Regions from separate parts of the Homo sapiens genome. Here region 2 is linked to region 1. The links are chromatin loops, found by intact Hi-C in ENCODE. Cell type or tissue: PC-9. All regions are shown on one strand. Links, peaks and the distances in the headings refer to the core of each region. The heading gives the core; the rest is flanking DNA.

What was found. A loop is a pair of places that touch in the nucleus more often than their neighbours do. Peaks named below come from ENCODE experiments on the same cell type or tissue, not always from the same donor. Only the 100,000 strongest peaks of a DNase experiment are listed, where the experiment ranks them.
Region 2: a loop joins it to region 1, with 2.1 times the contacts of the local background. A loop is called at or near these places in 1 of 110 quality-filtered maps.

The regions. Positions count from the first base shown.
Region 1 is chr1:182,889,965-182,897,849 of GRCh38, reverse strand. No RefSeq gene overlaps it. Among named protein-coding and RNA genes, the nearest start is that of DHX9-AS1, 54 kb to the right of the region's middle. RefSeq lists a silencer at 7,608-7,657. In PC-9, for the core only: no CTCF peak of the experiment used is centred there; a DNase peak (open chromatin) is centred at 4,339.
Region 2 is chr1:183,091,134-183,096,133 of GRCh38, reverse strand. All of the region lies in intron 1 of LAMC1 (laminin subunit gamma 1), which reads right to left. Among named protein-coding and RNA genes, the nearest start is that of LAMC1-AS1, 48 kb to the left of the region's middle. In PC-9, for the core only: no CTCF peak of the experiment used is centred there; a DNase peak (open chromatin) is centred at 1,963.

The DNA.
Region 1 (7,885 bases), core at 1,419-6,418:
TGCTCTAGGGAAGGATCTGTTTCCTTGTTCATTTGGATGTTGACAGAATTCAGTTCCTTGTAGTTGTAGGATTCAGTTCCCTGTTTCCTTGACGGTTGACAGCTGAGTTTCTGGTGGCCGATTGCATTCCTTGGCTCATGGCCTCCATCCATTTTCAAAGCCAGCAACAGTGGATCAAGTGTCTCTCCTCTGAGTCTCTTGTCTATTCTTTTGTCTCATCTCCCTGACTCCTTCTTCTACCTCCCTCTTCCACTTTTAAGGACTCATATGATTAGATTGACCCTGCCTGGATGATCCAGGGTAATCTCACATCTCAAGATTCTTAACTTTATATATATAATTATATATATATGATTCTTAACTTTTAAAATATATATTTTATATGTTAAAAGTTAATAATCATATATAAGAACTATGTATGATTATATACTAGATAATATAATCTATAAACTATATAGTTAAATATATAAATAATATATAGTGTAATATATATACTTATTCTTAAATATTTAAATATGTATATATTCTTATATATTATATATATTTAAATACATATATTTAAAAAAATAAGATTCTTGGCCTGGCGTGGTGGCTCACGCCTGTAATCCCAGCACTTTTGGAGGCTGAGGTGGGCAGATCACCAGGTCAAGAGATCGAGACCATCCTGGCCAACATGGTGAAACCCTGTCTCTATTAAAAATACAAAAATTAGCTGGGTATGGTTGCGTGTGCCTATAATCCCAGCTACTTGGGAGGCTGAGGCAGGAGAATTGCTTGAACCTGGGAGAGATGGAGATTGCAGTGAGCCGAGATGGCGCCATTGCACTCCAGCCTGGTGACAGAGTGAGACTCTATCTCAAAAAAAAAAAAAAAAACTTGAGATGTGAGATTATTTATTATATAATAGATATATATTATAATGTACATATAATGTATTATATTAACACAAAAATGTAAAACTAAAATAATGTATTTATTGGTTATTTTTTACATGTTAGCATGAAAAATGTTTTACAGTTATGCCTGTTAAGATGAGAAACATTTAACATTTGATTATATAGCCAACTGCTTTGTTACCTTTATCTTAAATTTATTTCTAGGTATGAAAGAAATATGGAATTTCAAAGTTTGAAAATTCCTAAAAGTGCTTCCATTTAAGATAAATCCTAGGATGACCAATTCATCCCAGTTTGCCCAGGATTTTCCCAGTTTTAGCACTTCTTCTGTCTTAGGAAAACAGATAGTCCTGGGCCAATTGAGGCATTTGGCAACTCTAGTCAGTTCCCAGGAAGTAAAGATTCTTTTTACATCTTTTTTCTATGTCTTAAAATTTATTTTTTTAATCTTTAGTTTTGTGTATACATAGTGGTGTATATAGTTATGAGGTACATGAGATAATTTGATACAGGCATGCAATGAGTAATAACCACACACAATAAATGGGGCACCCATCACCTCAAGCATTTATTCTTTCTTTTTGTTACAAACAATACAATTATACACTTTTAGTTATCTTTTTTAAAAATTTTATTTCAATCGTTTTTGGGGAGCAGGTGGTGTTTGGTTACATGAATAAGTTCTTTAGTTGTGGTTTCTGAGATTTTGGTGCACCCAACACCTGAGCAGTGTACATTGTATCCAATGTGTAGTCTTTTATCCCTCACTCCCTCTTACCCTTTTCCCAAGTCCCCAAAGTCCACTATATCACTCTTATGCCTTTGCGTCCTCATAGCTTAGCTCCCACTTATAAGTGAGAACATACAATATTTGGTTTTTCCATCCCTGAGTTACTTTACATAGAATAATGTTCTCCAATTCCACCCAGGTTGCTGCAAATGCAATTATTTCATTCCTTTTTATGGCTGAGTAGTATTCCATAGTATGTATATACTACATTTTCTTTATCCACTTGGTTGATGGGCATTTAGGCTGGTCCTGTATTTCTGTAGTTGTGAATTGTGCTGCAATAAACATACGTGTGCAAGTGTCTTTTACATATAATGATTTATTTTCCTCTGGGGAACTACCCAGTAGTGGGATTGCTAGATCAAATGGTAGATCTACTTTTAGTTAAAGAATCTCTATACTGTTTTCCATAGTAGTTGTACTAGTTTACATTCCCACCAGCAGTGTAAAAGTGTTCCCTTTTCACCACATCCATACAAATATCCATTGTTCTTTTGATTTTTAAATTATGGCCATTTATGTAGGAGTAAGGTGGTATCTCACTGTGGTCTTAATTTGCATTTCCCTGATAATTAGTGATGTTGAGCATTTTTCATATGTTTCTTGGCCATTTGTATATCTTTTTAATTTTAAAATTTTTATTATTTTATTATTTTTAATTTTTGAGATGGAGTCTCACTCTATTGCCCAGGCTGGAGTGCAGTGGTGCGATCTCGGCTCACTGCAACCTCCGCCTCCCATGTTCAAGCCATTCTCCTGCCTCAGTCCCCCGAGTAGCTGGGATAATAGGTGCGCAACAACCACACCTAGCTAGGTTTTGTATTTTTAGTAGAGATGGGGTTTCACCATGTTGGCCAGGCTGGTCTTGAACTCCTGACCTCAGGCGATCCACCCACCTCACCCTCCCAAAGTGCTGGGATTACAGGCATGAGCCACTGTACCTGGCCTGTATAACTTCTTTTGAGAATTGTCTATTCATGTCCTTAGCCCACTTTTTGATTTTTTTTCTTGCTGATTTGAGTTCTGGATATTAGACCTTTGTTGGATGCATAGTTTGCAAATATTTTCTCCCACTCTGTGGACTGTCTGTTTACTAAGCTGATTATTTCTTCTGCTGTGCAGAAGTTTTTTAGTTTAATTAGGTCCCATCTATTTTTGTTTTTGTTGCATTTGTTTTTGGGTTCTTGGTCATGAACTCTTTGCCTAAGCCAATATCTAGAAGAGTTTTTCCGATGTTATCTTTTAGAATTTTTATGGTCTCAGGTCTTAGATTTAAGTCTTTGATCCATCTTGAGTTGATTTTTATATAAGGTGAGAGATGAGGATCCAGTTTCATTCTTCTACCTGTGGCTTGCCAATTATCTCAGCACCATTTGTTGAATGCAGTATCCTTTCCCCACTTTATGTTTTTGTTTGCTTTGTCAAAGATCAGTTGGCTGTAAATATTTGGCTTTATTTCTGGGTATTCTGTTCCATTGGTCTACATGCCTTTTTTTTATACCAGTACCATGCTGTTTTGGTAACTATAGCCTTGTAGTATAGTTTGAGTCAGCTAATATGATGCCTCTAGATTTGTTCTTTCCACTTAGTCTTGCTTTGGCTGTGCCGGCCTTTTTTGGGTCCATATGAATTTTAGGATTGTTTTTTCTAGTTCTGTGAAGAATGATGATAGTATTTTGATGGGAATTGCACTAAATCTATAGATTGCTTTTGGCAGTATGGTCATTTTCACAATATTAATTCTACCCATCCATGAGCATGGGATATGTTTCCATTTGTTTCTGTCATCGATGATTTCTTTCAGCAGTGTTTGGTAGTCTTCCTTGAAGAGATCTTTCACCTCCTTGGTTAGGTATATTCCTAAGTATTTTATTTTTGCAGCTGTTGCAAAAGTGATTGAGTTCTTGATTTGAGTCTCAGCTGAGTTGTTGTTGGTTTATAGCAGTGCTACTGATTTGCGTACATTGATTTTCTATCTTGAAACTTTACTGAGTTCATTTTTCAGATCTAGGAGCTTTTAGGATGAGTCTTACTGCATACCTAGGGTTTTCTAGGTATGCAATCACATCACTGACAGTGACAGTTTGACTTCCTCTCTACCGACTCTGATGCCCTTTCTCTTGTCTGATGCTCTGGCTAGGAAACTTTTAGTTTTCTTTAAATGTACAGTAAATTATTGTTGCCTGTAGTTGCCCTGTTGTGCTACCAAATTCTAAATCTTATTCATTCAATCTAACAATATTTGTGTACCCATTAACCATCCCCACTTTCCTACCACCACCACTACCCTTGCCAGCCTTTGGTAACCATTACTTTATCTCCATGAGTTCAACTGTTTTAATTTCTCTATTCTGTTCCATGAGTCTATGTACCTGTTTTCATGCAAGTAATGTTACAGTGGGTAGCTAGTTGGGTATGAGTGGGGCAGAAGAGAGCTCCGCCCCTTCCCCCACCCCCCACAATACACCAGGAGTGTCAGGCAACCATCAGGTGATGGTCAGGTGGTCAACTGTCTCTCTAAACTAATAACTGGTCACAGCCAGTGCCAAGGAAAGGCAGTCTCTCCTAATAAATAGAAAACACCTGAAACTGGTGATCAGCAGCTTCCTGATAAGAGCTCAGGAGTTTGGCAACTGGGGAGAAGTAACATAAAACCCCAGAAGTATGCCAGTGTATAAAACCCCAAGTCAAAAGGTCAAGCCACGCACTTGCGTCTTGAGTCACCTACTTGGCCCTCTTCCAAGTGTACTTTCCTTCCTTTTATTCCTGTTATAAAACTTTTATTTATTTATTTATTTTTTGGGAGATGGAGTCTCACTCTGTCACCCAGGCTGGAGTGCAATGGCATGATCTTGGCTGTCTGCAACCTCTGCCTCCTGGGTTCAAGCGATTCTCCTGCCTCAGCCTCCTGAGTAGCTGGGACTACAAGTGACCTCCACCACGTCTGGCTAATTTTTGTATTTTTTTTTTTTTTTTTTTGAGACGGAGTTTTGCTCGTTGCCCAGGCTGGAGTGCAATGACGCGATCTCAGCTCACTGCAACCTCTGCCTCCCGGGTTCAAGCGATTCTCCTGCCTTAGCTTTTCTGAGTAGCTGCGATTACGGGCGTGCACCACCACGCCCGGCTAATTTTGTATTTTTAGTAGAGACGGAGTTTCTCCATGCTGGTCAGGCTGGTCTCGAACTCCCGACCTCAGGTGATCTGCCCACCTCGGCCTCTTAGTGTTGGGATTACAGGCATGAGCCACCACACCTGGCCTTAATTGTTGTATTTTTAGTAGAGATGGGGTTTCATCATGTTGGCCAGGCTGGTCTCAAATTCCTGACCTCAGGTGATCCACCTGCCTGAGCCTCCTAAAGTGTTGGGATTACAGGCGTGAGCCACTGGGCCTGGCCCTTGTTATAAGACTTCTTAATAAAACTTTCACTCTTGCTCTAAAACTTGCCTCAGTCTCTCCTTCTGCCTTATGCCCCTCAAATTCTTTCCTCTGAGGAGGCAAACAGTACCATGTTGTTTTGGTTCCTATAGTTCTACAGTATAATCTGAAGTCAGGTAATGTGATTTCTCCAGTTTTGTTCTTTATGCTCAGGATGACTTTGGCTATTCTGGGTCTTTTGTGGTTCCATTTAAATTTTAGAATTATTTTTGCTATTTCTGTGAAGAATGTCATTGGTATTTTGATAGAGAATGCATTGAATCTGTAGATTGCTTTGGGTAGTATGGCCATTTTAACAATATCGATTCTTGCAGTCAAAGAACAGGAATATTTTTCCATTTTTTGGTGTCCTCTTCAATTTCTTGCATCAGTGTTTTATAGTTTTTATTGTAGAGATCATTCATGTCTTCAGTGAAGTTTATTCTTAGATATTTTATTTTATTTGTAGCTATTATAAATTGACTTACTTTCTTGATTTCTTTTTCAGATTGTTTGTTGCTGGCATAGAAATGCTATTGATTTTTGTATGTCTGTTTGTATCCTGCAACTTTACCAAATTTATCAGTTCCAGTAGTTTTTCTGCTGGAGTCTTGAGGTTTTTCCAAATATAAGATCATATCATCTGCAAACAAGGATAATTTGACTTTTTCCTTTCCAATTTGGTTGCCCTTTATTTCTTTCTCTTGTCTCATTGCTCTAGCTAGGACTTCCAGTTATGTTGAATAACAACGGTGAAAGTGGCATCCTTGTCTTGTTCTAGATCTTAGAGGAAAGTCCTTTCCCATTCAGTATGATACTAGCTGTGGGTCTGTCATATGTGGATTTTATTGTATTGAGGTATGTCCTTCTATACCCAGTTTTTTGAGGGTTTTATTTAAATCATGAAGGGATGGTTGTTTTTTTTTTTAATTATACTTTAAGTTCTAGGGTACATTTGCACAACGTGCAGGTTTGTTACATATGTATACATGTGCCATGTTGGTGTGCTGAACCCACTAACTAGTCATTTACATTAGGTATATCTCCTAATGCTATCCCTCCCCCCTCCCCCCACCCCACGGGATGGTTGAATTTTAACAAATGCTTTTTCAGCATTAATGGAAATTATCATGTTTTTTGTCCTTCATCCCGTTGATATGATTTATCACATTGGTTGATTTGCATATGTTGAACCATTCTTCAGCTGAAGGAAGGAGTCCTTCTAGAAGCCACAAGCTGTGCTTTCTGTTTTGGGGGAGGGGTGACGTAAACACTCCATTGGCTGCCCCAGCTGGCGTCTCACTAGGTTGTGTGTACCTGAAGTGAACTGGCTCAGAGCCCAGCACAGCACCAGGACTTGTCCAGGAATTGCAGTCCTTGTGGCCTAGACTGCCTTTCATTTAGGACCCCAGAGCACTTTGGTCTGCAGTGGCAGGGCTTGCCAGAAGTCAGGTTCCAACTACTGGGAAGGACAATTCATCTCTGGCTATAAATATCTAGGTGTCTAGGTATCAATATACCTAGCTATCTCTGGCTAGGTATAAATGTTTCCTCCATGGGCGTGGGCTAAATTCTTCTTTGCACTGTGATAGAGTAGCACTGAGTTCCAACGCAGTCTCACAATCTGTTCCCCCACTGCCAGGCACACAGATTCTATCTGCGCCATGTGGCCGCTGCCAGGGCATAGAGAAGTGGTGATGTAGGCCAGTCAAGACTGTCTTTCCTACCTTCTTCCGTGCCTCTTTCCTCAATATACCTCTTTCCAGGTACTGTGATCGCTCACCTGATTTTTAGTTCTTACAAAGGTTTTTGTGTGGATAGTTTTCAGTTTGGTGTTCTTGCAGGGAGATGATCACTGGAGGCTTTTATTCAGCCATCTTGCTCCACCTCTCCTCAACATCTTTTCTTAGAAGCTAAATTATCACTAAAATAGTCTCAGAAATTCAGGTAACCTCAGTTAACTTTGAGATTCAATATTAAATTTTCCCCACATGGTCCAGAAATATTTTATACTACATGTAATAGAACAGTCTGCAAATATGAAAGTTACACAAATACAACTTTAAAAAACTTCCCTTTTTGTCTTCTGGACAGTAATTCAAGTCTAAGTCTTTCTGGTAAATACAGTAGAATTCAGGAGCCGTTTTCCCAGTCAAAACCAAAATTCACATCAGTTCCAAATTAGAAATTCCATTTTTGGTTTTCTTTACTATCCTCCTGTCCCAATTCTGTTTCCAGATTCAGAAAGAGGGAAATTGGTATTCAAATACATGCTTGGCTAAAGTTAATGTCTTCTTTCTTGTTGTCTGGGCTGACCCCTAAGTTGGCACAACTATTCATATTCTGATCTGTTCCTATGGCATCGGTGACATTCAGAGGGTCTGGAGTGTAGCTTCACAGCACAAAAGATCCCACCAAATTGTAGCTGCTTACTTGAGGACACTGTACCTACACATTCTGTTAACGCAGGGAGGTCTGCAGCATGGCTTCCTGCAATTGGCACATCAGCTTTTTCTTCCAGTTAACTTTCAAACTGTCAACCACAGACCAAACACGTGCACATCAGGCCACTCTTTCCTGTCTGAACTTCTAGAAGGGCTGACTCAATTGTCACTGCCAACTCTTATTACCCCCAAACCCCGGCAGATATGTGCTGTGAGAGAAGGGGTGGTAAGCAGAAAACTTTCTACATTATTTTTTCCTCGAATTCTCTCCCATTTCCTGAATGGGAACGGTGTGTATTCAAGCTCTCATTTTGGAAGAACTTTCAGTCATTGCACACTT
Region 2 (5,000 bases), core at 1-5,000, 200 kb before region 1:
TGCAGAAGTTCTAAAAAATAAAAGCTTTCTGCTTGCATTGCCTAATTGCAATGCCCCAAAATGCCATATACACTTCAGTAAACTGGAGGGCCAAAATTGACTTATCATAGGAATTAAAATGTGATCATAAAACAGCCATTATATGCATACAGAGAGAATTCTTAACTGAACACTAGAATGTCAAACACCCTTGGAGAGTAATTTCAAATAAGTGCAAATCACTGTTAGAGGGTACAAACAATTTCCATTATCAAAACATACGATAAATTCATCCTAATCTGCACATCTTTGCCATTTTATTTGATATACTCACCAAAAAAGATTCCCAAGTGAAATTTTAAGCCAAGAACTGGGGAATATGCCTTATTAACCCAAACCCCATGCTTCCAAGACTCAATACCAGACCTAATTCATGGTGGTAGACTACAGGCATGAATAAGTCCTTGAGCTGGGCTAAAGGAACAAGGCCAATATTCACCCCCACTCGTGTAAGCTGAGGCAAAAAATCCACTCGCTCTGCTGAACAAAGATCCCACTACAGGGATTTGACTGACATGAGATTTAACGGAGTCACAAAGAAGGCAACTAAGTTAATTATAACACTAAAGAAATAAAAAGGCAATTAAATATAAGCTACATAAGCCCATATTTCAGAAATGTGTAATTGTTAAGATATGAAAAAGACACCATAATTGTGTGGGAAGCTATTTCTTGTTCTGTGATATTCATATACTATTGAAAGCTGGCTATAGTTTGGCTTTTATCTATAACAGAAGAGTGAAAAATAGTTTTTTTAAAAAGAGAAAATCTAATTAGAAAAACAAGATTCTAATACCTAGTCACGGTGGTATAGTAATAGACTAAGGTCAACTCCAATAATCCCACAAAGTCACAAAAAGTTGACCAATAGTTTACTTTTTCTATTCAACAACTATTTGCTAAGTGAACTTAAAAGTCCACTGTGATGTGCTATTTAAAATACTCTAATCCACCGGGCGCGGTGGCTCACACCTGTAGTCCCAGCACTTTGGGAGGCCAAGGCGGGAGATCACCTTAGTTTGGGAGTTGGAGACCAGCCTGATCAACATGGTGAAACCCCGTCTCTAGTAAAAATATAAAAATTAGCTGGGTGTGGTGGCAGGTGCCTGTAATCCTAGCTTCTCAGGAGGCTGAGGCAGGAGAATCACTTGAATCGGGAGGCAGAGGTTGCAGTGAGCTGAGATCGTGTTACTGTACTCCAGCTTGGGTGACAGAGCAAGGCTCCATCTCAAAAACGAAAAACAAAAAAACCCCTCCAATCCTTCATTTTGCTACAGTGCCTTTTATTCTTTAGTTTCATTCCTAATAAACTTGGTCCCTAATTCCCCTGATCATGTACTGTTTACATCTGTCCTTAAAAGAGGAAATAATTACAAATTACAAATACCATAAGATATCTTACATACTAAAATGGCTTTCTCAGTTTTCACAATTGCTTATTAATTTCTTACCACAGCCACCCATTAGGTCAAGGTTAACAGCTATGACTGGCCTTGATAATTGCTCAAGTCCAAATTCTTCCATTCATTCAACAAACATTTACTGAAAACCTACTATGTGTCAGTCCCTGTTCTAGGCACTGGGGATCAGCAGAGAATAAGACAAGGTCTCAACCTTGTAGAACTTACAGTAAAAGTAGGGAGCATGCTTGGGTAAGGAACAGATTTTAAAATAAAAATGAAAATTCTGTGTGTCAGATGACGGTGAAAAACGAAGTGGGAATAGAAAGTTTGTGGGGAGCCTATTTAATTCAGCATTATCAGAGATGGTCTCATGACATGGATAAGGTGAAATCTGAGCAGAGTCCTGAAGAAGTAAAACAGTGCAACATCTGGGGGAAGAGCATTCCAGGAATGGGAAGAGCATTCCAGGAATGGCAAGTGCAATACCCTGAGGCAGGCACATGCTGGCAAGTTCCAGGGAGTGGTGAGGAGGCCAGTGCGGCTGAAGCAGCAGTGAGTAAGGTGGAAAGGTATTAGGAGATGAGGTGAGAGAAGCTGAGAGGAGGAGGGAATGCCAACATGGAGGGCTCTGTAGATCACTGTAAGACTTGGTTTGTACTCTGAATAAGATGAGAACCCACTGGAGAGTTTTATACAAAGGAGTAACAGGCTCTAACTAGCATTTCAAAAGGATGACTGGTTGCTGTACTGACCAAAGACTACAGAAGGGATGACAGAGAAACAAGAAGATGAGTTAGATGAGTTTTGCAACAATCCAGCTAACAGATAATGGTATTTTGGACATATTTTGAGGGTGGAACAAACCACTTTTACTGATGAACTGGATGTGGGATGCAAGCTTTGGCTTATACAACTGGAATGATGAAGCAGCCATGGGGGGATGGAGAGTAAGAAACTGGGAGTTCAGTTTCAGATATACTAAGTTGAAGATACCCACGAAACCTCTAAGTGAAAATATCAATTCAGCAGGTAGGATATAAAAGTCTGGAGTTCAGGAAAAGGCTGCAGCAAGAGAGAGAAATCTGGAAGTCGTCAGCATACAGTTAGTATTCAAAGCCATGGGATTAGAGGAAAACAACTAGGGAATGGACATAGATAGATAAGAGGTACACAGACTGGGTCTCGGGACATACCAACTTTTAGCAATGGGGGAAATGGGGAGGACCCAGAAAAGGAGACTGGAGAGAAAAGCCACTGAAGTAGAAAGAATACCAAAAGAGTAGAATTCCAGAAGCCAAATTTTAAAAAGCTTCTTTTAAAAAGAAGAGAGTGACCAACTGAACTTTGTCATATACTCCTGAAATGCTAAGAAAGATAAAGACTGAGCATTGGCTACTGGATTTGGCAACCTGGAGGTGTGACCTTGAAGTGCTTTGTTAGAACTGACAGGAATGAAAGCCATAGAGAATGCTGGGCACAAGGGAAGGGGGCATTGGAGACAGGTAATAAAAACAATTTTCCAAGTAATTTTTCTTATTTTCTGTTAGAGACAGGGGAGAGCCCTAAATCGCCCAGGATGGAGTGCAATGGTACTATCATAGCTCACTGCAACACTGAACTCCTGGCCTCAAGCAATCCTCCCACCTGGGCCTCCCAAGGTGCTAGGATTATAGGCGTGAACCACTGCACCCAGCCCACTAAGTAATTTTTCTATAAAGAAATGAGGTGGTAGCTGAAGGGGGAAAGGGGTGTTCAAGAACAAATTGCTTTTTAAGATGGGAAGACATCATGTGTTGTGCTGATGGGAATGATCCAGTGTGGCAGCTGGATTTCTACTGAACAATGAGGACTTTCTCTGGTGGTTTGGAGTGGATTGGAGTGGGTCTAAGAGATGTGGAGAAAGAGAGCCCCTTTCATCCACAAAGACGTTCTCTAAAAAAGCCTTCCCAAAGATTTCCTAAAGAGAAAAGGCATAATATACATTTTCAGGATCACTGTAAGTATCCAGACTAAAAAGAGTTATCTGTACCCAAACAGTTCAAAACCCCCAGGCGCTCTAGAAGGCCCCTTTCCATTAGAGCCAGCCCAGGTCTATGTCTTCCTGTTATAGTAGTTCTCATAATCTGGCCCACAATAAGGTCCCAGACTGGCTATTAGAATCACCCACAGAGCTTTTGAAAATGCAAATTGTTGAGCCTCATCTCCACAAGTTTCATTTTGGTAGGTTTTGGGTGAGGTCCCAAACTCTGTATTTTTTTTTTTTCTTCTTAAACTTTATGGTCTGTGACAGCCCTTAGGAGATCCCGAGAACATGTGTCCCCAGACTCTGTATTTTTTTAAAGCACCATAGGCAATTTTTATGTACAATTACAGTTGAGAAATACTTCCCTACTGTAAACTCTTCTTCATCCTGGTTCTCATCCTTTGAAGATTCTAACAAAAGGCTTCTGTGGAATGAACTTAAGCTCTTCTGATTTTCATGTCAGACATTTTAATGTGCAATTTATTCCACGTGTCATCTGTAGGCATAGACAATAAACCAGAAAAGTAGCAGTCTTCTTTAAGACACACACAGATGTTAAAGTCAACAGGGGTACTCACTCCACATCCAAGTCTAGGGGTGACTGCACCCAGCTAAACCCAAACTCCCCAACATTTTCCTCCAAGCCAATTTCCTCTATCATTCGACTTGCATTCACAAGGCCCTAAAACCTAGGCAAGTAGAAATACACACTTGATTTTTAGAAAACCTACTTACTGCTGGGGATTTCACAGTGGTACCCTTTATAGGCAGGCACTGGTCAAGATTCCCTGTAAACCAAATTCCCCACCCTCTCTGGTGTCCATCCTTCCTTCCTATAATAAAATGATACAGGACCACCAGCAATTCTCGATGATAAGGGACACATCTGAAAGCAAAGAGTTAACTTCTGCTTCAGTACACTCAAAAAGATAAGAAAACACTGTTTCTTCTTTGTCTAGAAGCCTAGACTTGTTTAATCCCAGTCTGTGTCGGGTAATGTTGGCATTTTCAGGGAGGGTGTTACATTCTGTTGGCTACAGACTAGCATAGAAATATTTATTTTTCAGAGAAGAAATTTTAGGTATTTAAAAAATATACATTAAAAGGGGGGCTTAAGTACGAAGTGCCAGATGTTCATATAGTAATTAGAGAGGGAGGGGAAGGAGGAAGAGGAAGGGCAGAGGGAGGGAGGTAGGACACACTTTAAGTAGCTTAGAATCCAAGACAGAGACTGGCAAACCACAGCTGGAAGATCAAATCTAGCCCACCACCTATTTTTGTAAACAATGCTTTACACTGTTTATCGCTGCTTTTCTGGCTACAAGGGCAGGGTTGGGCAATTGTGGAGACCCTGCATGGCCAGCAAAGCCTAAAATATTAACTTAGTGGCCTCTCACAGAAAAAGTTTGGTGACCCACTCCAATCCAGATCTAAGAAATCAAAGAATACAAAAACAAAGATTTCTACTAAAACCTCTTCTTCTGCAGGGCATACTGTTTTAAAATTTTGTCCAAGGAAGTTTGAATTTTTTCTCT